6 separate regions of the Mus musculus genome follow, and all the other regions are linked to region 1. The links are chromatin loops, found by intact Hi-C in ENCODE. Cell type or tissue: left cerebral cortex. All regions are shown on one strand. Region 1 overlaps Gm35239 (a long non-coding RNA gene). Region 2 overlaps Akap6 (A kinase (PRKA) anchor protein 6). Region 3 has its middle 4.4 kb from the start of Dtd2. Region 4 has its middle 14 kb from the start of Arhgap5. Region 5 overlaps Nubpl (nucleotide binding protein-like). Region 6 has its middle 9.9 kb from the start of Gpr33.

Region 1 (5,000 bases):
GATGTGGAAGCCATTTCAGATTCCGACTGTAACAGCATCTATAAGATGCTTCCCTTACCTGGAAAGCAAAGAACAAACCAACTGAAGAATGAATTACTCACATGACACACTGAGCATACAGAAAGTTGTTGACATTTATGCTTCCGTATGGCCAGAAGATCCATGACTGAGGGAAAGAGAGACAAGAAAACACCTCCTCCCATGTTAAGATGGAAGCATACTTACTCTAGCCACTCAGTTTAGTAGGTATTTCGAAAGACAAGTGGGATGGCAGGACTAAACCCCACAGGGAAAGAAACACATATGGGGTCACTAACAGAAGACTGTGACCCGGGGAAATAAAGGTGCAGCTTCCGTATTTGTCTTCTTCCTAATCTTCCTAGGGAATTCACAGTTCCCGTTGTTGTTGAAACTGGGATTTTAAGATGTAAGTGATGTTGAGATGCCATCAGCTCTTTAATACAAGGAAGACTGAAGAGAAGGGAAGAATTCCAGGTAATACAACTTGGCATGACTTTGTTAACAGGCCAAGTTCTATCTGGTCACCTGCTAAAGAAAACCATCATTACATTGGCTCTGTTTATTGTGAGGGAGTCATGCATGGCACAGCTCCCCTGTAGAGGTCAGAGGGCTCCCCTATGGAAGCCAGTTCTCAGCTTCTACCATTTGGTTTCGAAGGTGAAACTTAGGTCGCCAGACTTGGAGGCGAGTGCTTTTACCTGCTGAGCCTTCTCCCCAGCCCCTGCCTGGTCACCTTTAGCAAGAGAGGATTTAGAGCAAATTAATTCTATCAGCTCTACCACTGGGGTGAGATGGGTAGGAAAATACCCATCTTTATCAAAATTTTGGCTACAAGGCAACCCCTGCAAACTTTTGTTTCTGTTGAATTTTTTTTCTTCACTTTAATGCCTTTCTTTGAAAATATTTAAAAGTCTAAAATATTTCCCAGATGATACAGATCTGCTGAGTTCTCAGCTAAGTTGCAAAAGCTTAATGAGATCACTTCTTGAACATAATTGTAACAGTGTGTCCCATGTATGTAAATCGGGGGTCCTTCTTTACCTTCTTCATGTGGCCTTGAGGGTACAACTTCTGTGTGTGTCCATAAGACTCCAATCTCTGAGATTCTGATGGCTTCCGGTTGTTCAGAAACTGTTATCAATAACAAACAAACAAAAACCCATTTATTCCTTGGGACCATCTATTTACAATGAAGTCACCTTGTGACTTTCTGGATTAAGTACAAATTTTCTCAGCCCCCACCTACTCCGATCACATCATCTACCCTCTTTAAAGTTAATTTTAAAGTAAGTTTTAATTCAGGTTTTCTCTACTACCAATTTTCAGTTCTGGTTACATGAAGCCACCTACCATACCTGCCTCAGCCAGGGTAGGTCTTCTTTTTTCCCCTTTTAATTGTCACAGGTTGCCTGAATTAAAGCTTCAAAACATTTGGGGGAAATTCATAATGATATTCCTTAATAATAAAGTCAGTTTTATTCATTTAGTAGCTATTATTTTTTCAGCTAATCATAGATATTAAAATGCTGTACTCCTGTGTAAAAAATATTTCCAAAGCATTGTGTGTTTGAGAAATTTCAATAGGGCGACAAAGCTGGGCCTCCACACCCTGTCCCAGTTGCTTTGAGGGCCTGGCTGCCAAAAAAATCTAAGTTTTCCCCATGGGAGGAGCATACACACATCCATCCAGGAAGGGCATCCTCCTGCCAGAACTCCAGAGAAAGTAAACGACCTGAAGGACGGTGAAATCAGGCCAAGCATTTACTACAGACAAGATCCGTCTAGGAAGCAGCGACCCAGTTAGTGAGGAGACGCTACCCTCATTCCACTGTGCTTTTATTTTTGTGTTCCTATGTGGGTCACAGCACAGAAAATTCTATGGCGAATTTTCCAGGGAAAAGATGGAAGTCACAACTGAGAATTGTTGACCCCACTTTTTTTTCTCACAAGTTGTCACATGAAAGAAAAGCTGAGACCATAGGGTTTAAAAACTGTGCTTGCCCAAATTTGGAGATTTTATAGATCGGGAAACATTTGCAAGGAGTTTGATTTATTGCTACTAACATTTTCTTTGGCCAGGAAAATGAACATTTTTAATTCTTGTCACCAAAATTCCTTCCCTGAGAAAGATGTAAATGTCTACCCTACACACACCCCAAATCTCAATGACAAATCAAAGTTTGGAGTCCACTAAATTTGACCTCAGGGGACCAGAACGTTGATGGGACTTATGTGTACAGCATGAGTAAAGGGACACTGACAGCAGCCCCAAAGCAGCCACACCGCAAAGTCTTCACGCAACATGGATGGTGGCTTCCTCATAGCTGCTGGATGGACACTCCCTTCCCTAATCTACCCCAGCTTGTATGCCTCAGCCTTTCCCAGACGCTGAGGCCACATGCAATTAGAGCAGAACTGTTTGTAAACGACTGGGGAAAGTGGCCGGACGCACTACTGAGAGTTCAACGACTATCCATCACTTCTAGGAAGTGATGACAACAGCCCTCGGTGGTGCACGCTAGCAATGGGTAAGGCTTATCTCAGGAAGGCTGCAGCAGTTTGTCTAGAGGATGGTACTTTACGCCTCTGATCTGCATCACTTAATAAGAAGCCGTGTTGGCACTCAGGAGTAGGGAGACTATAATCCTTACAGAGAGAAAGAGGCTATATCTTTTCTCAGTGGGTCAGTTGGCCCTCCTGCTTACGTAGTGCCTAACTTGGATTAGATATTTTGTTTTGTGTTCACTTTAAACCAAAGCAAACAGGGAACACCAGGCAACACACTGGATCCCTGGCGTTCTGAAGCTTGAAGATGATGTGAGGACCCTTCGCGAAGCAGCCCAGGCCTGAGCTGGGAGAGCGAGCTCAACACAAGTCAGAGGAGAAATCCCTGTGGGGTAACCAGCTCCCAGCCTGTGAGAGTCGATAGGAAACCAACCGCACAGAGACTGTAGGCTTTATTATCTGCCAGCCTTGGGAGTGGGCCCGGGTGGAGAGGAAGAGGGCCCAGAACTGCACCAGCTTCTTTGCTTCTCAGCTCTCAGAACTTGCTGAGCCCTTTCCAGCAGGTGGCAGAACACTCACATAGAAAATTCCAAAACCACCCAGCTTTTTTTTTTTTTTTTTTTTTTTTTTTTTTTTTTTTTTTTTTTTTTTTTGTCTCTCAGAGGTCCTTGGTATCAGTTCTTTAAAAGTTAGCGGGGCTAAGGGTGTGCTTAGCAAGCACGAGTCTCTGAATTCAATCCCCAACGTGAAAAACATTTTTTTTTTGTAAATGCCCGATGTGTTGGAAAGGATTCTGCATATTTTAAAGCCGCACTCACACTCCACCCTACAATCCTGGTTACATGATACTTTGGTTTTCACAGAGAAGCAGAAACTGCAGGAAGAAGCATAACACAAGGAAACCCTGGATGATCAACTGCAAAGGCTTGGATCAATACCATCTCCGTGTTAGAAACCCAGCGCGTAGCTTCTGCATTGAAAACAGCACTAGTCCCAACAGAAGCTTTCACTGTCATCTGTCACCTGTGTTTGTGGAGATGCAATTATAGTATATATAAAAAAAATCATCCATGGACTTGGCATTGCCTCTTTTTAAGGAGAAAAGCTGTGCAGTTGTCAAAGTTACACAGGAGAACCACCATAATTCAGTGTCTATTTCAGGTACTACACAAGGCAGATGGCTTGCTTTCTAGGACTAAGGATCTCATTCTGCAGTGCCCTGCCCTGAACAAGAAAGGTAATGGAAAAACATCCCATACAAAAGGAAAACCCACACCATGTAGTTCTTAAAGAAGCCACTGCAACTTAGGAATCGGGACTACGACTGTGAGCTTTGTGAGTAATTTTGAAAAATAATTTGAACTACAAAAGTAAGATTAACTGTGTTTCTCCCAAACATCCAACAATCATATCCACAGTACCACTCTCAGGCCTAAGTAAATGCAAGTCAGGAAATGAACCTGAGGGGTTGGGCAATGGTGGCGCATGCCTTTAATCCCAGCACTTGGGAGGCAGAGGCAGGCAATTTTTTGAGTTCGAGGCCAGCCTGGTCTACAGAGTGAGTTACAGGACAACCAGGGCTACACAGAGAAACCCTGCCTCAGAAAACAAACAAACAAACAACCCCCCCTAAAAAACAGAAAAAAGAAAATGAACCCTAGAATAAAAATCCTAGAAACACTTAGCAGCTTGAATTTGATTATTAGATTCATACTCCCTCTTCATGCTCTCTTCTTTGCTTTTCAGGTTCAGTCTGGTCTTCCCTCATCCCCAAATAATAGGGTCCCCAAGATGTCCTATGCTCTGTACTTTCTCAAATGGTATCTGCCTCCTGAGACAACGTTTCTTATTGCTGGAAAGGACCTGGCAGGAGCCAATGCAGCTGTTTCTATGGGGAGTGAAACTTGACCCTGAGAAACAGAGTCCTTAAAGCCACAGCTCAGCACCCCTAGGGTCAGGATTTACCCCATCATCACCGTCCTGTCACCTCAAGGTTTGTCATCTTCACCATTCAAAAGTACATGGCTCCATCATTCTTTCTTTAGAAAATAGCCCTTTGGTGGACCCGGCATTTGGGATTACACTTTTTTCAGAAGAGACAGGCAGGGCAAGCAGGAGACAACATCTTGAACTATATGGGTACTTTCCATTTGAGGAATCACGCTCTGCCGGTATGTGACTCATGCTCAAAACATACAAACACCAAGGTCTAAGCTGTGGTGAGCTGATCCTTGGCAGCTGAACAAACTGTAAGCTCCATGAGAGTGGGCTCTGTTGTCCCCATTCCCATCCCCTCTGCCTCATCTCTCCATTGCCACCGTCACCACCACCTTCTTTATAGTTCCCTATCTTACTTGGATCTAGAACTTTTCATCAAAACTCTATTACTAGTAAATACCTACCATCCACTGACGCTTTGATAGCCTTTAGTTTATTGTTTGACATCTCTAGAATTTCAATTTAACCACCTTAAG
Region 2 (5,000 bases), 260 kb before region 1:
CTCTGCCATATTCAGTTTGGAGGGCAGAAAGGAGGAAACGATAAAGTACTAACTTGCTAACTGTAACGTACACCTTTGTTTCTGTCTCTGCTCCATCTTCTGTCTTCCAAATACACACACGTGGGAGGGGGAAATGACAGATTATCACCTATAAGTGACACTTTGCCAATATGATTTTCTTAAAACATTCAAGAAAGCACAATTACTTCCTTTACCCGAGTTAAAGCATGAGGGTCAGTGGAAAGCAGACAGAGCCGCTCGCTTCTTGGGAAGTAGCCAACACCTTCATTCTCCAGCTTGAAGGACGGAGAGCACGCGGTCCCGACTTACTGGCAGCATCCTTTCGTGATAACACTTTTATTCACAAAGCAAGTCAGACCAGCAAGTAAGACCCTCTGGCTCGCACACAGGCTGATGTCACTCATGACCATGACATAGAACCTAGGCTTTGAGAATGGTTTTTTCCTACCTTGTCTGAACAGAGGACAAGCGACAGTACTGAGAGACATCCCAGAGGCAAGTCTGCCAAGATGAATGTTTCCAGTATGTGACATTTACCTGACCTCATTTGACACAAATTCATACTAGCCCATGCCTAATTCTTCCTGTCTGTCACCTTTGGTCACTCTCTAGGCATCTTATAAACTCTAGCAAGGCCCCGCTCTCCCAAGACATCTGCTTCTTCCATCTTACAGTGCTGAGACTGCATCAGGAATAGTTTCCCACATCCAAGCTTGTTGACATCCAGCCTCACTTTCACGGGCCGTTAAGATTCTCTAAGAGAAGCTCATCCAGAGCCCCATGCTGGAGGAAAACACACCAAAGAATGCTTTGCACAGAAGCAAAGGTTCTTATTGCAGCTTTGTTCAATATAATTGATGCCAACTCTCCAGATTCGTTGGAGAAATCATAATAACATTAAGATTAGCATTCATGTAGTCCTCGTTCTCTGGGATTTCATAAAGCAGTCAGTGCAATGGTGTGGTAAAATATATCACATCTCAAAACTACAAAGTGCACCCAAGCACAGTGGCTCTCACCGCTAACCTCGCCACTCAAGCGGTCAAGCCAGGAGGCTCACCGCAAGCCCGAGTCTGCACTACAGAGTATGTTCCAGACCAGCCTGGGCTACAAAGTTAGATTATATCTCAAGAAATAAAATCAAACTAAAATCATAGAACTTTGATTGTAAACTTGAAGAGACTTAAGTGTTCGTAATTAATAAGTGGAGTTGTGAATAAAACTCAATTGCCCACTGTGAATCATTGGTCAGAGTAGTAGCTTTTCTATCTTTCTTCACTAATAACGGTGGTATTATCTACATATTTTATCAATCAAATGTGATAAAGTATGAAAGGAATGGCTATTTAGTATCTTTCCTGAAATTCTACAAGTAAGCAACAGAGGATATCTTTTTTTTTTTTCAGATTTGTGATTGTCTCCTTCCAAAATACCACACAGTAATGAAAAGTTGTTGTTTCATGTTTAAAGGAGAAGAGAATAATTCACTGGGGTCCTAAGCGTTGCTTTAATTGTATTTTTAAACGTGGGTCAGCAGGATAACTCAATGGATAAAAGCTGCCACACAAGCCTGATGACCTGGCTTGGATCCCAGGACCACGTCAAAAGCTGGAGATGCTGCTACCAGGCCACCAACCCCAGTGCTCCTATGAGCTGGTAGGAGGGGACTGGATAGTCACTCAGAGGTTCATGGGGTAGCCAGCCTGGAGCTCACAAGGCAGAAAAACCCTCCTTCTCTCCCTCTTCCCCTCTCTCCCCCTCCCCCCTCTCTCTCCTCATCTTCTCCTATATCCTTATCTCTCTCTCTCCTTCTTGCCCTCCTTCTCTCAAAATTTAAAATTGTCTTTAAAATGTAAACCTGAATGTCAACGGCATCTTGCTGCTGTAGTCATACGGATACCTGGGTTTCTTCCCTAGTCATGGTCCTTCCATACCAAGAAAGAGTCTACACCACACACACCACACACACACACCACACACACACACACACACACCACACACACACACACACACCACACACACACACACACACCACATCACACACACCACACACACACACACACCACACACACACACCACACCACACACACACACACACACACACACACCACATCACACACACACACACACATACACACACCACACACCACACAGATACACACACACACCACCCCCCACACCACCACCACCCCCACACATCCCACGCCACCCACACACACACACACCACACCACACCACACACACACACACCACACCACAGCGCACACACACACATCACACACACACCACACCACACACCACACCACACAGACACACACACACCATACCACAGCACACACACACCACAGCACACACACACACACACACAGACACACACACCACACCACACCACACACCACACACACACCACACACACACACACACCACACTACAGCACACACCACACCACACACACACACCACACACACCACACCACACACACACACACACAGACACACACACCACACCACAGCACACACCACACACACATACACACACACACACACACACACACACACACACACCACCCTACAATTTTTTTGAGATTTTCATTTTCACATTTATATTTGTGAACAGAACTTTTTTTTTTTTCCAAGAGAACCAGATGCAGTGCCTAGCATAGCCTCACGGTGGTGGTAAATCATCACTAATATTCTGTCAAGGCCCATGGCAAGCTTTGTAGAAACCACAGAAGGCACTGCAGCATTCCTCCTGGGAAAACAAGAAGGGATTTGTTTCTAAGCTGTGGTTCTTCTCAACCAACCTTGAACAATGACCTTGGCACGCTCAACAAATCTATCAGCAGGGTTAATGCAAGGCTGCGTTTCTCTCCTGGCGTTGCCACAACACATTACTCTGAAGACTTATTATTTTATCCCTAAAGAGAATTTTGTGGGCTTATCTTTAAAACCATTGTGTTGATTTAGAATTCTCAACTTGGATTACGGCCATAGTGTTGGCATTTAAGATAACATTTACTGCGTAACCTAACTTGATGTGCTCCCTGAGAACCGTTTATTAAATCTTTACTTCTCCTAGCCCCCAATTTTCAACTTGAAATCTGAAAATTAGCTTTTTCTCCGCTTTTTTTGTTTGTTTGTTTTGTTTTGTTTTTTTCGAGACAGGGTTTCTCTGTATAGCCCTGGCTGTCCTGGAACTCACTCTGTAGACCAGGCTGGCCTTGAACTCAGAAATCTGCCTGCCTCTGCCTCCAGAGTGCTGGGATTAAAGGCGTGTTCCACCACGCCCAGTCATTTTCTTATTTTAAGACAGACCCAAAAACGTAACAAATCATCTTTATGGATCCACAGTTATGTAGTAACATAAACAGCCTACTGCAAAACCCTTTAAAATTGGCCCTAAAGGATTACTGTGCAATTTAATTGAACATTGCGACTGCTTGAAGAACTTTAACAATTGTTATTAGTGTGTGCATATGTATGTGCCATACCACGTGCAGAGCAGTAAGGGGACAGTTTGTGGGACTGATCCTCTCCATTCTCCTTTAGTGGGTCCCAGGGATCAAACTCAGAGCTCCGGGCTTGCACGCCAGCGCCTTCATGCACAGAGCCATCCTGCCAGACCTCCTGGAAGAGTTTGTAAAGCAATAGGGCCTGATTTAATCGCTCTGGGGTAAGGTTTGAGGTTGGGGTGTTTGGGATAACCTCCAGCAGTTGTAACGAGCAGCCACAGCTGAAAATCGCCATGGCTTAGAGGCATGTCCCCAAACGAGGGTCAGATTAATGTATAGAAGCTACCAATCTTATATGCTTAAAAACCTTAAGTAGTTTCCCATCAAAGATGGCAGCTTGGTGACTTGAAGCCAAATCTTTGCCATGAATGTGTTTATTGGATCTATTTAAAAACGGCTCAGATTAAAATTTTAAAACTGAGAGATGTCACATAAAATGTAGGTTTCCTACTTAAAAAAAAAAAATCTCTTGCCGTACAAAGTCACATTCCCACACAAATGGCATCTGCAGCTGAGAGGTGTTGTCCTTTAGACATGTTGTGTAGGCTCCAGTTGAATCAGCCCACTGTCCCTCATTTATGCATCCTATACGACTCATTTCCACAATCCACCTGGTCCCTTGGATCATTGGTTTATGACCCTAGTCTAGAAGAAGCTTACACTTAGCTTCTTACAGTCATTCATTCATGTAGTCATACATTCATTAAACAGATTCATTTCGTAACTTTGCTGTGCAGATATTTGGCATTCGATTCCCTCTCTGGCCCCTTTCCTTCTAACTTCACAGTCCCCTCCTTTCACCAAGTTGTTCTAAGCAGCAGTTACAGCAAGACATATCTGTAGCAATAACACGCTGGTTCATTTCTGAAGCTCCCTGGTGACCTGGACCAATGGTGTGTGAACAGAAGAAATATGTCAAACATTCACGTCCACAGAAGAAAGCTGGCTGCCTTTCTCTCTTTCTTTCTCGGGAGCTGGAGTGAAGACAAGGTCCAGAAGAGTAAAGAGGCAGGGATGAGAGAAAAGATGGAAGGAGAGAAGACGCGGAGGCGGGAGTGGGGTGGGGGTGGGGCTGTGGGCAGAAGGGGAGTTCTCAGGTTCTCCCTAACAGGACAGTGGGGTTGCTTCACCCTTTGCATGGGGAATGGCCCCCATAGGCCCACATACTTGAACACGTGCTCCCCAGCTATTTGCTGCTGTGGTCATGGAACATTAAGGAGGTGGAGACTTGCTGCAGGAAATGAGTTTCTGGGGCTGGCCCCGAGGTTGACATAGCTTTCCACATCCAGCTTCCAGTCTGGCCTCTGCTTCCAGTTCTGCTGAGAAGTGAAGAGGCCCAGCCATGTGACCCTGTCATGAAGTTGCCTGAGGTCACGCCTTCCCTGTGTCCCTTCTAACTGCATGCCAAATGAATCCCCTCCCTTAAGCTGCTTGGTCAGGTATCTGGTCACAAAGACAATGAGAGATG
Region 3 (5,000 bases), 630 kb after region 1:
CGACTGCTTACTGGTCCCATCATTCAACTCTCTTCGGCCACCCCTCTAAACTGTGCCATCTGCTTCCTGTCAGGACAGATGCTCTGAATTTCTTCCCAAACCAAGATTTCTTCTGCCATTGCATAGAATTTGTTTTATATCGTATAGTGAACATAGAACGGTTTCTTCCAAAGTCCCTAAAGTCACTTTCATGTGTAGAAACTTCACAGTCAATCAATCAAAGTCTTGGTTTGGCCTTTCACTTTTCAAGAAAGGAAAGTAAACATGGGTGCTGGGGAAAATCGCTCAGTGATTAAAATCAGTGGCTGCTCTTCCGGAGGACTTTGGTTCAAGTCCTGTGACCCACATGGTGGGTCACAACCATGTGTAACTCTAGTGCCAGAGGACCTGATGCCTTCTTCTGGGCCCTCAGGCACCAGACATGCACAAGGTGCACAGGCAGGCAAAATACTGGCACATATTTTTTTTTAAAAGAACAAGGAAAGAAGAAAAAGTAGCCTCGCTGTTTGCTCTTTTGATCTCTAAATAATAGCATCTCTGATCAATAATATAGAATACTCTACATCTCTTGACAGAGCCTATCCCTGGAGTTATCCTGCTATGCAGTACTTCTCAAACACCCAGGTGAGAGAATTCCTTAGGACACTGTGAAGTAAGCCAAGGTCACAGACGAATCTTTAGCAGAGTGCAAATATCTAGAGAGTATACTAGACCTGCCTTATCTCTGAGGACTTGTTTTTATTTGGGAGTTGGATTGAGACTTTTTTTTTAATCAAGAGACAATTTAAGAAATTTCCCTAAACAATCTGATATCACATTTTCTTTTTTTTTTCTTTCTTTTTTCTTTTCTTTTTTTTTTTTTTTTGATATCACATTTTCTGTAAGGACATGGTTGAGTGGATTTCTTGTTTTTCATTGTTAGTACTTAGGGTCATATTTAAGTGTTCACTGCAGAAATACAGGGTTTTTTTTCCTCCGTCCTTTGCTCTGATTCTTCATCCACCGAGCACCACGCTAACGTCTGTCATCACACAGGGCTTTTGAGTACTTCCTACAGTAAGCTAATAGAGGCAGTCTATGCTCCCGTATCCTGCGCTTGGAGGGTGAGATGTGCCAGTCGTGCCCTATGTGAGATTTTCCACTCCCTGTCACGGCAGTACATCTTATTATTCACAGCTAAATTAGAATTCTGATCCTACTCCAGTGCTCTATGTGTTTTAGTTCACATGAACCAATTTCTCATCACCAATTCATCTTCCTAAGCACTGATAAAGAAAACTTCTCTAGGCTTTGAAGTGGAAAGGCAGCGTCCGTCTGCTTTCTGTAAAACGTGGGCACCTCTTCCAGCTGCACTTCTTCTTAGCACAGCTGTCGGTAGAGCTGCAGGGAGAGGCTCACTTTGGAGAGAAATCATTGGGAAACCTCCAGTTACTCTGAGCACTAGGAAGCAGATTCTGTTTCCTGTCCACATCTTTCCTTCTTCAGGATCAGGAAGCTGGGTATCAACTGCACAAGATCTTTTAGAAGATGTTCCCGGGCCTCTCATCTTTGTGAACTACTTTTGAATGCTTAAATGTGGGATGACCAAACCGAATGAATTAAGCAACTGAAAACAAGTCTCCATCAATTATTATACCATCACAGGGGATATAGAATTCACACACAATTGACATTATCCATACGGCCCCTTTTAATATTGTAGCTGTTTGAAAATCATTCTTGTCCAAAAAGTAATTTCTTCCTTCCTTTAAAATAATACTTATTTTTAAAAATTGTGTGTGTGTGTGTGTGTGTGTGTGTGTGTGTGTGTGTACATGCATACACTAAATGTGTACTGTGCGTAAGAAGGCCAAAAGCGGGCATTAGATTCCCTGGAATTGGAGTTACAGGTGGTTGTAAGACACCATGTGGGGGTTCATAAACAAACCTGGGTCCTCCCCAAGAGTAGCAAGTGCTCTGAACCACTGACCCATCTCTCAGACATCCAAAAGTAACTTCTTACATGTTCACAAGGCAAAGCAGGCCTCCAGCCATTGATTGACAGTCTTCCTCTAAAGCTGACTGATGCTTTGTTTTCCCTCTAGCTCTGAAGTAAATTGTCCGACCTGCTTCACCTGGACATTAAATGGGATGCCCATGACTGCTTGACTTTTGGAAATTAAGATGAAGGACTGGGATGGAGTTGGTTGGTAGTTGGTCAGTTGTCCAGCTTGCACGGGCCCTGGGTTCAGTCCCCAGCACCACACAAGGCAGGCGTGGTCAAGCACACCTGTGGTCCCAACACTCAGGAGGTGGAGGCAGGAGGATCAGGAATACTATCAAGAGTTCAGGGTTATCCTCTGATACATAGTGAGTTGAGGTCAGCCTAGACTATGAGACCATGTCTCAAAAAGCAAGGTGTCCCTATGAACTATATCAAAATTCCAGTCAAAAACTACCATCTTAACTAGTAAACGTACTCTAGTGTAACCTTCTAATGCAATTTAATTTTCTTTGCTCTTTATTGCCTTATTCAAATTTTGCTATCCTATCGCCTGCATGTCCTACTTCCATGAATTCTTTGTGGGAACAGTTTTTACAAAACACAGAAAGTGCTTTCTTTAATGTCTACTCCTTACTGCCCTCTGCAGGCAGAAGAGAAGAATAAGTGGCCAGATTTTTTATTTTTTTTTTTTTAACTCACATTCTCAGCCTAAGAGATTCTCACCCAATGGCAAAGTTAAAAGTAACTGGTGATTTTTTTTTTTTGAGACACTAACCATTAACAACCAAACACTATCTAAGCACAGAAATGGCTTCCCGTTGCTCCTTGTTGCACAGAGACCCCGGAGAACTATGCATCCTACTGGCAACAGCTCCTCCCATCTCCGGCACTCACATACGAATAAACACCAAAGTCTTCAGTAACTCCGGATCACAGCTTGGGTCTCTATACAATGTTCCTTTCGATTTGTAAAACTGGAATCTGAGTGGCAGCGTTCAGACTCAATAGTTACAGTGACATACAGGTGCAGGCATGAAAACTTCAACTTATGAATACTACACAAAAGACAACCAATGTGGGAGCCCCTGTAACGCAGCCACCAGAGATAAAGTGAGATGTTTCATTTTCTTTTTACTGAAAGTGTTAGGGAGGCTGCAAGATAACTAGCCAGCAAACCGCTTCAGTTTGTATACAAAGGCTGCTGATTATGCATGAGTTTCTTTTTCTCTACTTTGTATGGACAGCGGCACCGTCAGTGATGTCATCTAAAACAACAGACATGAATATATTGTGCCAACTGAGCCCAAATCAATGACCTGAGTAATGCAATCAGGGTACCACTATTATTTGCCCACTAAACCCTCCGCGTCTGTGAGAAAGAAATGCTAATCCTATGCACTTTCACGGAATAGATTTCGTGGGAAAGAAAACCAAGCCCTGTTTACTTTTATTTACATTCTAATAAGTTCTTAAGGAAAATGGACCACAGGATTCGATGTCATTGGGAACATCAGGAAATGTTGCAGGACTGTGTAAGTACCAAATTCAGTTACTGGTGAGCGAGCACACTCTGAGATAAGAATATTCCTACCAAGGATATTTTCTAAAGAAATGCTCTCCTCCATTCAAAAGGAGGTTTCTCCTGCCTGGGACTGAGGGGTTGGTGAGTCTGTGGTTCTTGTGAGGAGCACTGTCAGTCCAAGTAGCATGACTTCTTTTAAGATATAGAGATAGAAATTAAATATAGATTCATGTATATGTATATGATGTATGTGTATATGTATAAAAACAGTTATGCTTATTGTGTATAATTTTAGGTAAATGTAAAATCATAAAATCACAGCATTCCAAGGAATTCCAAAACAACATAAACTATTATGGCCCTGGATACCTCTCAAAGGCTGAAGGAAAGTCTCTTGCTGAAGACACTTTACATTTAACACACAGGACTCAGACCATTCGAGCTGGATCTGATCTAAAAGCCTCCTTCCTGTGGCTAGCTTCCATGCTACCAGACAACGCTACACAAGCTGCCAAAGGAGGGAAGCAATTTTCAGCCCCACCCAGCAATGACACCTATGAACCACAACAAGGACCAGCAAGGCAAGAGAGCCACAAAGACACAGTAAACGGCACTCCCAAGTCAGTTGTAACTAACAGCTGTCTAATTGGATGCAAAGCCCACTGGACAAGAGGTAAACCATGCCTGTTACTAGAACCTAGCCAAATTCCCCAGGGGTAGTGAGGTCAGGGGTCTTAGAAGAGAATCTACTACATAGCATAACTGTGCTAGCGCAACATAATTTCTAATCCCATTCTAAATTGTATCCTTATATCCATGGGTAAATGTAACTATCACCACTCATCATGGAAGAGTCTCTTAACAGCCAATGAGAATTGTCACAGAGAACCACAACTGGACACAATTTGGAGATCAAAGGATTGTGGGAAGCCCGGCCCCATCTACATCACTTCACATTTATATCATAGATGCTCTTGCATCTATCACTCAAGGAACATCTCAGAAGAGGAAGCAGAAAAATTGGAAGAGTTAGAATACCAGGATGTCTGCTTACAAAACAATCTCTCATAGAAGCTGTTGCATAAAAGAAGCCTGAACAAAGGCAATAGGACATCTCAATAGAGTCTACCCCTAGACAAAGAACTGCAGGCAGCTAATGACTGTACAAAAAGAAAATTAACCTCTCCTATGAATGTCACCCAATACAAAGAGATCAGCTCTGAGACCATATACACACAAACAGCAAAAACACACTCAACAGGTTATATTCGTATATTTTTACATGCTTAATGTAACTATAATAATCGAAGAAAAAAGTTTATTATTGCAAGTGAGGAAAAATAAAAGAAGTTGGGGGAAGAGACTTGGGAGGGGTTGGGGAAGGAAAGTGATATAACTACATTTGAATTAAAATGTGTATAAATGAAAAGTTAAAATAATTTTTAAAAGTAATTGGTTGCCCCCCAAAAAATGCATTCACATAGCTTATAAACA
Region 4 (5,000 bases), 140 kb after region 1:
TCCCCCGCGCCCGCCGTCGCGCTGGGCTCAGTAATGGCGGCCACTCGGGCTCCTCGCGCTGACGGATCTCTCCCTCTCTCTCTCCCGAACTTTACCTCAGCATCTCTCCCGGCGCGCACCGCCGGAACGCACGCACGCGCGCGCGCGGCCGAGCGAGCGAGCGAAGCCACACACACCCGGCCGGGGGTGGCGCGGGCAGCACGGGGGCGCGCGTGCGTGCGTGCCCGCGCCGCCCGCCCCAGAATTCCCCCGCCCCGCGGCGCTCACCTCCAGACGCCTCCCGAGCCGCGATCCCGGTTCGGCCCCGCCCCTGCCCTCGTCTCCCGGGAGCCGAGGAGGCGCGAGTTGCCGCGCCGGAGGGAGGGGGCGCGCGAGCGCGCGGGGCCGCGTCCCCGCTCCAGGCCCGCTCCCCATTGGCTTCTGCCCCTCCCCCTTTCTCCGCCTCTCCCACCCATTGGCTCCCGCTCCTACTCCCTTCCTTCTCACCTTTTCCCTGTTACCCATTGGCGTGAGTGGTTTTCCTCCGCTCTCCCCTTTCTCCGCGTTCCGCTCCTCCTCCGTCCCATCCTCCACGCTTCAGGCGCCTCACGCCGAGCATGGTCGCCGAGCCTTCCCTGCCCCTCTCCCTTGCCTTCCTTCGGTATTTGGCCGTAACTCGGAGTCCTGCAAAGGAACTCAATGTTGTGTTAGCCGTTGCAAGGCATGGCTTGGGCGCCGATCGTTCCTCCATAAATCCCTTGGAGTCTTAGGTCTCTGGGCACTGAAGAATGCAAAGGAAAGAATGTGCCTGAGCTGCGTCGCTCTCCGGCACCTGGAGCCACTCAGACAGAAGCCTGAGCTAGTCGTGAGCAAGAGGAGTCCTTTCCCCGTGGGCACGACACAGACGCAGGCCCTTGATCCTGGCTATTCTTAGGGAAGTTGAGCCACACGCCAAGATTTAGATGGTTTAGGGTAGCCCCAAGGGCTCACCATAAGCTCAACTTCCAACTCTGTTTCCCGACTTTCATGATACTGCCTTAGAATACATTCGGTCTTTTTTTGAGACTTAGAAATTACGCGTTTGGGAGTACGTTGGTTGAGCTTTCTATGTATTATTATTCATCTGTGCATTGACGTGAAAAGGCAGAGAGAATTTGAACGAAGGAAAATCAAGGCCTTTAAGCTCTGAAGGAACTATTTGTGACTTTCCCAAGGTCACCCTAATTTTAAATGGAGATGTTAGAAGGAAAAAAAATAAGTAAATCTGCTCCAATTCATTGGTTCATGTAAAGTGACTTGGGGGGAGTATTTCTCTTTGGAGCAAGATTCATTTCCTGTGCTGAAAATAGTTTATCATCAGTAAATATATAAAAATGCTTTAAAATTCAAATTATTCATAGGCTACATAAGGTACCGAAGTTAGCCAAGGTTGCTTTTTAGTGTTATAATGGCGTAGCTGCTGCCATCCAGAAGTAAATTTACACTCTGTCAGGAAAGAAAACAAAAACTGCCTGTTGGTACAAATTGGTTAGAAAATATTTGTCAGTAAATCTGTCACAATATTCCAGCAGAAGATCTGTTCATTTGTTCCTTCCCTGTGTCCCTCCACGGTTCATTATTCCTCAAAGGTAAACTTAAAATAGTTTAGAAGCAGAAAAGACATTTCTAATTCCTCTGTTATTCGCTCCTTAATTTTAAGAAGTCATAACTAAAATCCTTGATTCCATCCATTGCTGCACCAGAGGCTGTGCTCTGAGGATACTTACAAACTAAGACAATAGGGGAAGCTGAGGACCATTGCAATGAAAGTGACACAGAGAAGTCAGTCAGAAGGGAAGAGAGAAGAAAATTAAGAAGAGGAAGCTCGAATCCCCTACTTAGGCTTGAACAGAATGTGGTTTTGTGTATTTTTTTTTTAAATCTTTGTACTAAAAACCCTTAAACAATGCCTGGAGCCAATTAAAAACCTTAACCTGAATTGAATAGAATGTTAAGTACTATATGGTACTCATGCTAAGATGATTCTGGAATTATTTTCTAAACAACCAGAAAATCTTTAACCATGGGTATTTAGTAACATATGAGAAGTCAAATAAATCAAGGCTCATAAAAGAAATATTAGCATTAGGCATAATTTTCAACTACAGGATCTGACACCAGGTGCAGAAACGACTTGAAATATCATTGCTCTTAATAAAGGACCCTCCCCCAATTTTACCACGGTTTACAAGCAACAATTTTCATACCTGGCATTCCTTTTAGTCCTGCATCATCTATCTTGACTTAGAAGTTTTGGAAACGTAAAACGTTGCTTACTTTTAATAGTAATCTACTCACTAGAACATATAAGTCGCCACTGCTCTTTGTCTTTGTTACTTATTTCTTTTTTAAAAATAAAGCATGGCATTCTGTAGCCATAGAAATCTTAAAATGGGGATTAGAAGCCAGCATTCTGTGACTGATAATGTCTCTATGCTTGTAGATAAGACGCACTAAGCAGTGAGTAGAGAGTGCCATTCTTAAACCTGAACGGGCGCAGCGCTTTCTGGGGGAAAAACTGAAACATTCACCCTCCCCGCCCAAAAGAGAATATTTTAAGAAAAAAAAAATGAGGAAATTGTTCTTTAAGCTCATTGGTGGTACTATGTGGGAGCTGGAATAAATATTACCCAGCCTTCTCACATCTATTACTCTTATTATCTGGAATAAAAAATGTAAATGCTTCATCTGCTGTACTGGATAATTAAAATCACCCAGAGCTTTGTTCTTCGTTTTCTTTGAAAAAAAAAAAGGGGGGGGGAGGAGGAGGGAGGACGAATAACACTCCAGTCAGGCATTTTAGGGTTTTCATTTAAATATTTGTTCTACAGACTAATAGTTCTCCAACATATCCTAACAAGAGTATTAATTTTCATGGTTATTTTGGAACAAAAGATAATACAGTCATAAAAAAATGTTATGACTCTACCCTCTCCTCTGTTGGAAATGCATGAACTATGATAAACTCACAGAAATTTACCCTACAGAAGCAGTTACACCCCCTGCTGGAAATCCCTGATCATAACAGCCTTGTCTTTGGGAGCCTCAACCAAGAACACACACAAAGTCACACATAAGACATTCTTCTTGACAAGTAGAGTCAGTATGTTTGCCTAACTGACACAAAAAGGGTTTTTGGAGAAGAGACAATCTCAGAATATTGTCTTAATGACAGACACAAAGATGGAGAAGTAATGATATAAGTGGCTGTTCTGAAAAGCACATGCAAGACTATTTTCTATTTTCCTATGGCATTTCTCAACTCATTTCCAACCCTCTTAACAGATTCCCATCTCCTCACTAGAATTCTGTCTCAGAAGTTAAGACTGCTGCTGTGGGAAAGCATGGCAAGAGGGGGCTTTGCTTCTGCAAGTGGGCAAATGATGGTATACAAGCAGCCCCTGAGCCATCGGCTGAGTTAAGATGCCTAGGGTTTCCTTGTATCTGTTTTACCGCTACTAATGATAGTTTCAGCATGAAAGGGTGCTAAGCATGTCTTGGCTGTCATCGAGGAAAATATTTTGACAAGAGTTAAGGGAGTTAAAGTAATTGTGAGTACAGGAATGGAAGAGAAGGAGAGGAATGTGTTGACCTTCCCGCCTTTCTGTTCCACTGAGCCGTGTTCTCTTGACTCTCCAGAACCGTATTTTCAGACTGAAATCCCAAAGATGCTATCAGAGTCTATCTTCAAAATGTCATATTCCTGACCCTCTTAGTCATATCTAGGACACAACTGAAATTGTCAAAGTAGTACGCTATTATAAAACAATCACTCTTTTTAGAGAGTTTATTTGTAATGCAGGCTTCTCTTAGAGTAATGACAATTCACTCAGGTCCCAACCAGTACAAGTACTTTAATTAGACAAAATAAAAAGGTCTCCAAGTTATTTCCTCTCGCAAAAGGGGGTATTGTTAGGCCATCTGGACCCTCCGTTGAGTTTTTATGAAGGATCACAGCTTGAATTTAATCAATCCCAATAAGGTTAACCCTGTAAAACTGAAATATAATTGAAAGGGTGACTGGATAAAGGACTCGGATTCTCTCCTAGATTGTTACTGTGTAAACCCCAACCCTTTGACGTGAGGAGCAGACACCTGAGTTGCTTGGCTGTCTGATCATGTGTACATCGTTTTAATTGTTTGTGAATCCTCTCTTTCTTAGTGTAGACCAGATTTAGGTTGTGAGTTCTTCTGGACAGAAATGATGAATGTAAGTTTGGCTCCATGCAATGACGGAACACATGGTTCTCTGTCAAGTGCTTAGCAAATGTTTGCTACCATGGAACACTCTAGGTTTTATGTCTTCCTGGGGTTTATTACTAGCAGAAAGATTTAGATTATATTTTGAAGTACCAGCTGAGATAATCACTTTAAGGGGGAAAAAAAGCCTATGAAAGTTGATTTTGTTGTCCTTCCCCAAGTACAGCCCACGTCTCTCCATATTCCATCTCTCTGGTAGGTGAATGAGTCACTAGCAACAAATAAGTATGGATCTGAGACACCAGGGAGCATTCTCAAGAACTGGTGTAGCATAAGAGTTTCCTGCAATCAACAACAAGACAGCTAATCACTCTGCAATTAAGGCTCTGTCAATTCTCCTTTTTATAAGCTACAGTAGATGGTAAATATTTGTGTTGCCAGTCCATGCTTATGCATTTTCCTGAGAAAGAAAAAGAAACTAAAATATTATAGTTCTTCTAGCTCAACTATTATATATTTCTAAATACTTTTTTGGGGGGACAGAGTTTTATTATGTAACATCCTAGGTTACTAGCCCTGAATTTCACCCTCCTGAGTACTGGTAGCTAGTAAGGAATAATAGTCAAATTCTTTCTGTAATTTGACTTCCCATGCCTCTGCAGTACAGCCCAGAACAGGCCTATGTCATAGGCTTTATTTCTAACTCTTGTTTCATAAGAATGACTTTTAAATAATTACTTTTTTCTTAGAAGTATTTACATTTTTAATTCTGAGATAATGTA
Region 5 (5,000 bases), 360 kb after region 1:
ATTGCCAAGGCAGAAAAGCAACCAATAGTGCTATTCAGCACAACAATGGCTGGATTGTCAGGAGATGCACAATAGTACCACGGTGGCACCTTTACCCCAGGGGTCACCAACACTTGTCTAACTGGATTTAAAGCCCACTTAATAGGAGGGAAATCAACCTACTATACACCTAGTCAATTATCCAAAGCTAGAGATGTCATAGGCCCAAGAAGAGAGCCTACTACTACCTTTTCCCCCAAATAATATAATTTCTAACTGTATTCTAAATACTTATCTTAAGTCTTTCCAAATACATGTAGCTCTCACCCTTTATCAAAGAAGATTCTCTTTGCAATAATGCAAGTTACAGAGATCCACAACTAATCAGTATGTAGAGAATTGGTGACTATGGGGTCTCTGACCTCAACAGATACATCTGCAACACAACCCCTTGCACCTAAGGCTCAGGGAAACTCACCAAGAGGGGAAGAAAGAGTATAACAGCCAGAAGAGCAGCCTGCTGTGAGACAGTGTCTTCTATGTATGACAGGGAAGTACCACCACAGTCCTCAATACGATGGTTACTTTAGAGAGCATACAGGCAATACCAACCGACATCCCAGCATGGATGGGAAATTCCACATGGTCTTCTCCTAGATGGAGACCTACAGGTGGACAACACTTGCTATTGCTCAGAGGCACATACCCGAGTTTCTAGTCTCCCACCTGATGGATGGTGAGACCCTCCTCCTCACATAAGCTCCTGGCATGACGCCTACTACCTCAAAGTAACACTGCCAAGGGAGCCCAGATCAGAGGTCAAGCATATTGGGCTACTGAAAGCTCGGGCGTTTACAATCTAAATTCATGAGCTAAACAATTTCTTTTCTCTATAAAGTACACAGCCTTGTACACTTTGTTACAGCAAGGGAAACAGACAAACAGAATAGCCAATTGTATTTATTTTAAACTTTTTAGCAACCAAACTAATGAGAAAATACCCTGCACAAAATGGGCACTTAGCAAAAAACTGAAGATCTAAAACTACTTGTGCTCATTTTCAAAAACACCTATCTTAGATTAGCACCGCATGAAATTTTAGTAATTCTTTAAACCAGACGTCAAGAGCTCTAACTTCTAGTTTTGTTAATGTATTCTATAACTCTACAATCTCAGCATATAAAATGGACCTATTTACACTGGCCCTATTTAACTAAAAAGAGCTGCTCATTTTAAAAATATATCTATATAAGAGATATAAAAATGTTCGGTGGCATTATTTTGATTGCCACGAGAGTCTAGAGAAAGATGAAAGTGATTTAACCTTAACCATTAGCATCCATTTTATCAGAGTTCCTTTGTACCTACACTAGAGCCATTCAAACCTTACAAGGATAGCAATCACTTTTCATGTCACCAAATGTCACACAATGTGTAATCTACCACAGAAAGCACCAGACAGGTTTATAAAGATACTTTGGTATATGATGTTTTTTAAACAAAAGCATATACTGCATTTTTAAGAATTAAATTCTTGATCCCATCACAGTTTAGGGCTTACTAAGGTTTTGGTCCTTTTACAGAAACGCCCTCTTTTATTGTTCCGAAATTTCAAGCATTTCATATAAGTAACCATTTCAAATACTCCTCTAATAATACTCAGAAGTTATGAAAAATGTAACATAGACAAAGCTTCCAATAAAATGACATTTTAGTCTTTAACCAGTCTACACATTATCATCCAAAAATGTAAATTTTAAAGGAATCATGCCAATTTTTCTCTTGTGATGAATCTCACAGCTTAAAATACAATCTCTTAACTTGAAACATTCTACCCTTGCCTTTCTACATGGCAATCCTCAATTTTTTATAGTTTAATACACACGAAGCAATAAGAGCTGTCCTAGACCACACTCTTTGTATACCATTACAAGTGATGTCACTTCTGTTCTCTGATAGATCTGATAGAACCTTGTGCTCCCTCTACTGACTACAAGGAAATGTTATCAATAGTAAAAAGAGTGCTTAGTTTGCAAAAGATGTCATTATTTTGGGTGTTAAAAGACTCAGGGATCTCATCAAGAATTCTCTATTCACTTCCTAGGTTAAATATCTAGTTGTATAATGTTGTTTAAATATACTTTTCAACTTGAACCTCTTAAAGGTTTTGATCTGCTGAGATCTGCCACCAATGGCTAAGTCTCTGGTAGATCCTGGCAAATATGTAAATACCTTACAGAGCAATTACTTAGACTATGGTCCTAATTGTTAAGTCATGTGACTATTTAGAGGCAGATCCATAACTGCATGTCTGGATTTAGGTCACAGTTTGGAGCAGTTAAACATTTAAACCCAATTACTCCAAGTTAGCTGATCATCATTACAGAGGGGTAGAACTACTCAACTGACCAGTACAGCCTGTGGGGCACAGATTGTATCTCACGCCTATGCTTGGCTGACAGCCTCAGCTGGGAGCATAAGCATGGACAAAGCCTGCTCCAAAACATGCCTGCGGGACAGCACTGCATCTTACAGCTTGTGAGCACTTTAACATACAGCCAACAGCGGCTCAAAGGACATGAGTGTGGCCCTCATGCTCATTGCTACCAATTCTACTTGACTTACTAAGATACACACAGCACCAGAGAACCAGCATACACTGCAGATGTAGCTCAGGGGCAGAGTATGTGCTTAACACACATGAGGGCCTCAGTTTGAGCACAGCACCACAGGGAAAGGAAAATAGAAGAGCCACTCAATTAGTGCTGGTTTATCATGACGTCAAGTGCGTAATTGTTATTTACTGTAAAGTAGACTGGAGTCATTATTGCTAACTCTCCTACATCTTTTGTCACATCTGAACCTCCCGAATTACATCATCAGGGGATGCCCACTAATATTAGTTATCAAATTAAGTAAAATGTGATTTAAACCTAAATCCTTCTCAATTGTGCTCACAGATCACTTTGAAATATAAGTAATTCTTAGATGAATCACTGCTGGCAGCTTTATGCTTTCTTCAACCACAGATGTTTTATTAATTTAAGCATTACCAATATTTTGCTAACCTTGGAAATAAATTTTGCAAGCCAGGCATGGTAACGCATGCCCGTGGTCCCTGTAGAAAGGCAGAGACAGGAACCTTCCCACAGGTTTACAGTCAGCCTGTTCTACCCAGTGAGTGCTATGTCAGCCAGAGTTGCATAGTGAGGCTAGAAACTAAGTAAGGGAGAAAGGGAGAGACGGAAGAAGGGAGGGGAGAAGGGCAGGAAGGAATTCTGTTAACTGATATGAAAAAGAACTGTCAAAGTTGTAATGGATGCAAATCTACTACTTCAAAGTTACTGGTAGAAGAGGATGTTCAACTCTATCACTTCTTTACTAGTGGAATCTGGACACAAATCTAATACACAAGAGATGATGGGCTTCCAGTCACTTCAGTAACTAACACTACCACCAACTAACCAGGGGACAAAGCTGCACTCCTGACGAGCTGTGGGAACAGAGGAGGTGCCACAGATTCTGGAGTGTAGGATGGACCAGATAGCATGACTGTGTGCACTTTACCTTTGTCTGTCTCTTTCACTCATTCTCTTCCTTCCCACCCCCTCATTGCTCCTCACATCTTCTTATGAGCAGTAAAGATAAAATCCTTACTCCTTGATCATGCTTATTGATCAACCCCTTGGGAAGCTTAACTGTTGGACATATATTTCCACCACCCAGAAAGCTCTCATTTGCCTGTAAGCATCTGTCTACAATTAAGGCTAAGATTAAATATGTTGTATCTTAAGTTCTGTTAAATACACATGTGTTTCAGAATAGAACAAACTTTCTTTTCACCTCTTTTCCTTTTTAAAAGAGTGTCTTAGTTCTTAGTTCAGGCTAGATTTGAACTCGTGATTCCCTGTCAGCCTCCTGACACATGGATCACAGCATGTGGTGACAGTCCTGGCTCTTATCTTTGTGTCTGCTCATTTCTGTGTTGTGAGTCTAACTGAGAACCTTGTGAGCTAAGCAAGCTCTCTACACTGAACTATTTCCCAGCTGTCACATCAATTTTTATTCTTTCTTAAAAAAGAAACTTCAGATGAGGGGCTGGCTGCTCCTGATCACGCTAACATTTACTAACCAAGCAAGCTTCAGAAGAGAGAGGAGTGAGGCCTGGCACTTTTCAGGGGAAGCCTTTGGTTCCCTACAACATAACCCCCAAAAGGTTCAGAACACCATCCAGATTTTCATCAAGCCTGGAACATCATTTATATTGTGGGACTTGTGCTCTGCCGGTGTTTAATGGGCTTCCATGTAGATTTTAACGTGGATCTGACCATACATTGGCCGTTAACCTACTTACTGAACACTAAGCCATAGGAATTTTAACTATCAAGCCATGAGGGAGAAGTCTCAAAAGTTCCTAAACAACAAAATAGAATGGACTATTGTCAAAAAGTGTCTGAAACAAGCCCGTGTGAGACAAGCACCTGAGAGAAACTCAAGGAATTTAGACACCTGTCAGTGAGTTGGCTCACACTAGTGATCCTGATTTAGACACCTGATATTGGCTCACACCAATGATTCTAAAAACTGTGTTAGAACCATCTGCAGATGTTTTCCAAATCTGGGCTCCTTCTTGTAACAGTATAGAAATGTATTCATTCTTAGGCTATTTCATCAAATTGGTAACTGATGTACCATAACTTATACTTGCAATGTATGTTCAGCCAAATAAAATAGCCCTAATTAACTTTGTTTCTTTCTCTTGTGAGACTATGCCGGAGCCTAGCAAACACAAAAGTGGATGCTCACAGTCAGCTATTGGATGGATTACAGGGCCCCCAATGGAGGAGCTAGAGAAAGTACCCAAGGAGCTAAAGGGATCTGCAACCCTATAGGTGGAACAACAATATGAACTAACCAGTATCCCCAGAGCTCGTGTCTCTGGCTCCATATGTAGCAGAAGATGGCCTAGTTGGCCATTATTGGGAAGAGAGGCCCCTTGGTCTTGCAAACCTTATATGCCT
Region 6 (5,000 bases), 600 kb after region 1:
GGGAACTTTTGAATGTTGGGTGGCTGAAGACTTTGAGAGTCCCAGAGATGTTCTGCATGTATTTTTGAAAACAAGACTTTAGGAGGCAGCAGTTGGATGTTATCATTCAGAGTGATGGTCTGAGTGTCAAATTGACAAGGGGTGGTTAACTGTGTTGTTGTGATGGTTAATCTTGATTGTCAACTCCATGGGATGGAAAGTTGCCATGGAAACAGACCTCTGGGCAGGACGTTGAGGGAGCTTGTAGATTGAACTTGTGGAGAGAGGAAGAGTTGCCCTGAATGTGGATGGCATCATTCTGTCAAGTGGAGTCCTGAACTGAGAGAAAAAGAAAAGCAGGAGCCAGGGATCAATATTGCTCTCTGCTTCCTGACTATGGGTGCATTGTGACCAAATGCTTCCTGCTCCCACCACTATGACTCCCCTGTAGTGATGGTCAAACCCTTGAATTGTAAACCACAATAAACCTGTTTTGAAAAAGTTCCAAAGACATTTTCTAACTAAAAGAAGATAAAAACATAAGTAAGTTAGGCCTTGGAGTAGTGGCACATGCTTTCAATCCCAGGTGATCAGATCTCTGTGAGTTCAATGCCAGCCTGGTCTACAAAGCAAGTTCCAGAGCAGTCAGAAATGTTACATAGAGAAACTCTGTCTCTAAAGACATAAACAAGTAAACAAACAAACAAAACAAGATTTCAAGTAATTATGTCTTCATAAATTCATATATTGATATGGATTATTCATATGAATTATTTAAGATTAAAGAAACTTGCAAATAGTTGATTCCATCTAACTATTTTTAACATTGATATATTTATGATATTAAGTATTAATCATCAAGTGGATATTAGCCCAGAAACTTAGAATACCCAAGATACAATTTGCAAAACACAAGAAAATCAAGAAGAAGGAAGACCAACCTATGGATACTTCATTCCTCCTTCGAATAGGGAACAAAATACCCATGGAAGGAGTTACAGAAACAAAGTTTGGAGCTGAGACAAAAGGATGGACCATCCAGAGACTGCCCCACCCGGGGATCCATCCCATGATTAGCTGCCAAACGCAGACACTATGGCATATGCCAGCATGATTTTGCTGAAAGAACCCTGATATAGCTGTCTCTTGTGAGGCTAGGCAAGTGACTGGCAAATACAGAAGTGGATGCTCACAGTCATCTATTGGATGGAACACAGGGCCCCCAATGGAGGAGCTAAAGAAAGTACCCAAGGAGCTGAAGGGGTCTGCAACCCTATAGGTAGAACAACAATATGAACTAGCCAGTACCCCCAGAGCTCGTGTCTCTAGCTGCATATGTAGCAGGAGATGGCCTAGCCCGCCATCATTGGGAAGAGAGGCCCCTTGGTCTTGCAAACTTTATATGCCCCAGTACAGGGGAAAGCCAGGGCCAAGAAGTGGGAGTGAATAGGTAGGGAAGCGGGGGTCGGGAGGGAGTATAGGGGACTTTCGGGATAGCATTTGAAATGTAAATGAATAAAATATCTAATAAACAAATTGAAAAAAAGTATTAATCATCAAATACACTTACTGTGAAGTGCGGGGAAATTGTTTTGATGGTATTCATATTAAACTACCTGCCACTGTCCCCACCTCTGAAATCTGCAGCATTTAATTCTCTCTTCACTCACCCAATTCCACAGGTTAAGTTTTTGTACTTGTTCCTTAGTCAAAGGCACAGACTAAACCAAAATATAACCAAGCCAATCAGCCATGCACCACTCTATTAAGTTATTTCCGCAGGATTTCACAGATGCAAGCCCTCTCCTATCAGTATTGTGTTCAAGGCTAATGGCCAGCCTTGAATCTATACTCCACAGTCTGCACATTCCATTGCTTGCATTTAAATCACCTGTTGTATGTATGAAATTTTTGCAAAGCTTTTCTTGTTTCTCCCTCTAGTGGTCAGTGACTTTCATTAAAATGGGAAAAGTGTGTACAGTGGTAGTAATGTGCGTGGCATGTGAGGAGAAACATTCAATTTCATTGTGAAATGTGAACCACAGCTGAAGTTACGTCTAACAGTATGGAAAGTGATTTATTTGGGAAAATTTCTTTAGATGCCATATATACTCTCTCGATGAATCCTGTCTGTTGTTATATTAGTAATTGTTTAAGTATATGCTACATCATTAATTCCTTGCTCAGAAATGCACTGCTTTAGGGGCTGGAGAGATCACTCAGCAGGTTCTACTCTTGCAGAGAGCCCAGGTTTCATTCCCGCAGCCACTCGCAACCATCCATAACTTTAGTTCCATGAGATCTGATGTCTTCTTTTGACCTCCAAGGGCACTAAGAAAACATGTGGTATACATACTCACATTGAAGGCAAAGCATTCATACACATAAAGTAAGATACATACATGTAAAAAGGGTAACGTTGCTTTAATGCCTACATGAGACTCTGTCAAAAAGAAAATGAAAACTTTTCCTTAATTAAGTAATTCTTAATTCTCCCTCCACCTTCCACTTAAATTAATCAGTGTTGACTCTTGGCTCTTATATTATATTCCCCTTTCAACTTCTGATTTTATTGCTTACTCAGAGTTATGAAAAATTGTTTAAATTTTTAGAAGCAACATTTAAAACTCTGTGATAGTTCATCAAATAGTGAGATGGTCAAATATGAAAAGCTACAGAGGGAGTTCTGTGTATATGAAAAATTCTGGCTGCATATGTGGAATGGTGACCAAGTACTTCTGAACAGAAGATGGTTTTAATTTTTGTTAAACATGGTAACTAGAGGCTCATCTCAAAAGAGCACACCATGAAACTCAGGGAATAAGGAAACTTGTCATGCTTTGCCAAGATCAAAAAACAGTACTTTTGTTTAAGAAGTAGAAAGGCCATCTTGTTAAAGACAAGTGAGTGTCCTAGTTTACTGTCTATTGCAATGATAAAACACCATGACCAAAACAATTTGGGAAGGAAAAGGTTTCTTTCATCTTACAACTCCCAAGTCACAGCCAAGGAACCTGGAGACAGGAACCGAAGCAGAAACCATACGCTCTTACCGGCTTGTTCTCGATAACTTGCTCAGCCTGCTTTCTTATATCATCAGGTTCCATGGACCCAGAGATGGCACACCCCCACAACCTGCTGAGAACTGGACCCACCCACATAAATCATTAATCAAGAAAATACCATAGATGCAATCTTATAGAAGGGTTTTCTCAATCGTTCATTTTCTCAGATAATTCTAGCTTGTGTCAAGTCAACACACACACACCAGGACAGTGGTCTTCCAACTTCTCATCCAAATTAATTAGGCCCCTTCTGAGAACAAAGAGGACACTACTCACAACATGAGCTCTCCCAGACAATTTGTAATGTGATCACTCTAATAATCTCCGATCATTAAGATAATAATTTATGCACTTCATTAAGAAATAAAGCAAGTTAAGGTAGCTCCTTTATTAAGGAGGTCATGGCAAATCACATAGGCATGTTTACTTATTGTAGGTTGAAGTTTGCTTAGGGACCACTGAAGTACTGAAGACCTGTGTTCTTCAGATTCTTTCTGTAGGGTGACAACATTATTTGTTTCCCTGGAGCCTTCTAAGTTTTAAAACTGAAATTCAGATATTTAAGAACCATCAGACCCAGGAAAACCAAGCGCACTAGTCAGCCTTGACAAGTGGGTAATGTGGAGGAAGGGGCATTCACAGTAATCCCTTGTCTTTCACCAAAACTGAGCCAGCTCCTCCTGACTCTTCTGACCCGGCCCGTCTGTCCCAGATGGCTCAAGGCACTGCCTTCATCCCAAGCATTGCAGTGACTATGAACTTGTTGCTACTGAACATTCTGCTTCCTATACTTCTTCTGCTCCCCATCTGTCAGTCACACCTTTTCCTCTCACAAAGAGTTCATCAAGTCCATAGCTCTCTGGCCTAGGCTTTGTGTTGGCATGGAAAGACCTCCCTTATTATCTATATCAACTTTTACAGATCTCATTCTCATTCTCCTTTCTGTGGTGGTTTGAATGTGTTTGCTTGGTCCTTGGAAAGTGACACTATTAGGAGGTGTGTCCCTGTTGGAGTAAGTGCATCATTGTGTAGGTAGGCTTTGCTGTCCTATGCTCCAGCTCCACCCAGTGATGATGAAACCCTCTCCTGGGTGCCTGCAGAGCACAGTCTCCTCCTGGCTGCCTTTGGATCAAGATTTAGAACTCTCAGTTCCTCCAACAGCACCATGTCTGCCTTCACACTACCATGCTTCCCGCCATGATAATAATAGACTGAACCTCTAAAACTGTAAGCCAGCCCCAATAAAATGTTTTCTTTTATAAGAGTTGCCTTAGACATGGTGTTTCTTCACAACAATGAAACCCTAAGATGCTCTCTTACTAAATAAACATTTAGGAAGAAATTTTTTTTTAAAGTGACTTCATCTTCCAAAGATGGTAATGGTTCCTAGGTGATTTCTATGGGCACCTTACCATACTTAGGTCAAGCTGACTATGGAAAGTTGTTACTACAGTGTAGTGACAATTTTGGAATTTTGGTTTTTTTAAAAAACACAGAAATATTATAAGAATATGTTTCATTTTAATCCCAGGGTAATGTGGAGTATGGAGCTGCTTCAGATGTTCTACAGCAGCTGACTATGACTTGCCTCATGCTCTAGTAGGGGCATGATTTTGCCAGCTGCAGATAGTTTCTGCAACTGTGTGACATTTTTAGTTCTGGGGACTCTTCAAAGGGTATATAAATGATAGGGCCCTAAGAGTTGGTGTGGGTTGTTGGTTGGTTAGTTGGTTGTTGCTCGTTGCTATTGGTTGGAGTTAAGTAGTCCTGCATAAAAAAGAAACAAGAAGAAATTAGATATCCTGACTATGAAGACCAAACTTACCCTCAAGGAACTCAAAGCCCCTAATCAGCAGGAAGTGATCAAATAATAACATCACCCCTTTATGACCCCTGACTTTATTCAGGGGCCTCTTTCCTTTCTTCTTTACCCTTTTTTATCTTCTATCTTGTGAG

The links. A loop is a pair of places that touch in the nucleus more often than their neighbours do. Peaks named below come from ENCODE experiments on the same cell type or tissue, not always from the same donor. Only the 100,000 strongest peaks of a DNase experiment are listed, where the experiment ranks them.
Region 2: a loop joins it to region 1, with 4 times the contacts of the local background. A loop is called at or near these places in 10 of 42 quality-filtered maps.
Region 3: a loop joins it to region 1, with 8 times the contacts of the local background. A loop is called at or near these places in 22 of 42 quality-filtered maps.
Region 4: it touches region 1 in a loop (4-fold over the local background); 15 of 42 quality-filtered maps call a loop at or near these places.
Region 5: a loop joins it to region 1, with 2.0 times the contacts of the local background. A loop is called at or near these places in 2 of 42 quality-filtered maps.
Region 6: a loop joins it to region 1, with 5 times the contacts of the local background. A loop is called at or near these places in 21 of 42 quality-filtered maps.

The regions. Positions count from the first base shown.
Region 1 is chr12:52,636,094-52,641,093 of GRCm38, reverse strand. Gm35239 (a long non-coding RNA gene) reads right to left here. Exons shown (of 7, transcript XR_001780617.2): 4 at 1,063-1,152. Among named protein-coding and RNA genes, the nearest start is that of Gm23296, 34 kb to the right of the region's middle. In left cerebral cortex, a CTCF peak has its summit at 3,082 (motif pointing right); DNase peaks (open chromatin) are centred at 1,885, 3,111 and 3,433; H3K4me3 peaks cover 524 bases; H3K27ac peaks cover 976 bases.
Region 2 is chr12:52,893,619-52,898,618 of GRCm38, reverse strand. All of the region lies in intron 4 of Akap6 (A kinase (PRKA) anchor protein 6), which reads right to left. Among named protein-coding and RNA genes, the nearest start is that of Gm51971, 97 kb to the right of the region's middle. In left cerebral cortex, a CTCF peak has its summit at 2,698; DNase peaks (open chromatin) are centred at 1,658, 2,743 and 4,794; H3K4me3 peaks cover 220 bases; H3K27ac peaks cover 400 bases.
Region 3 is chr12:52,008,385-52,013,384 of GRCm38, reverse strand. No RefSeq gene overlaps it. Among named protein-coding and RNA genes, the nearest start is that of Dtd2, 4.4 kb to the right of the region's middle. In left cerebral cortex, a CTCF peak has its summit at 2,626 (motif pointing left); DNase peaks (open chromatin) are centred at 2,608 and 2,967; H3K4me3 peaks cover 773 bases.
Region 4 is chr12:52,499,144-52,504,143 of GRCm38, reverse strand. It overlaps a transcript of Arhgap5 not described here. Among named protein-coding and RNA genes, the nearest start is that of Arhgap5, 14 kb to the left of the region's middle. In left cerebral cortex, a CTCF peak has its summit at 3,026 (motif pointing left); DNase peaks (open chromatin) are centred at 437, 3,033 and 4,551; H3K4me3 peaks cover 1,234 bases; H3K27ac peaks cover 2,050 bases.
Region 5 is chr12:52,278,370-52,283,369 of GRCm38, reverse strand. All of the region lies in intron 7 of Nubpl (nucleotide binding protein-like), which reads right to left. Among named protein-coding and RNA genes, the nearest start is that of Gm40423, 80 kb to the left of the region's middle. In left cerebral cortex, a CTCF peak has its summit at 1,978 (motif pointing left); no DNase peak of the experiment used is centred here.
Region 6 is chr12:52,035,428-52,040,427 of GRCm38, reverse strand. No RefSeq gene overlaps it. Among named protein-coding and RNA genes, the nearest start is that of Gpr33, 9.9 kb to the right of the region's middle. In left cerebral cortex, a CTCF peak has its summit at 1,932 (motif pointing left); a DNase peak (open chromatin) is centred at 1,902.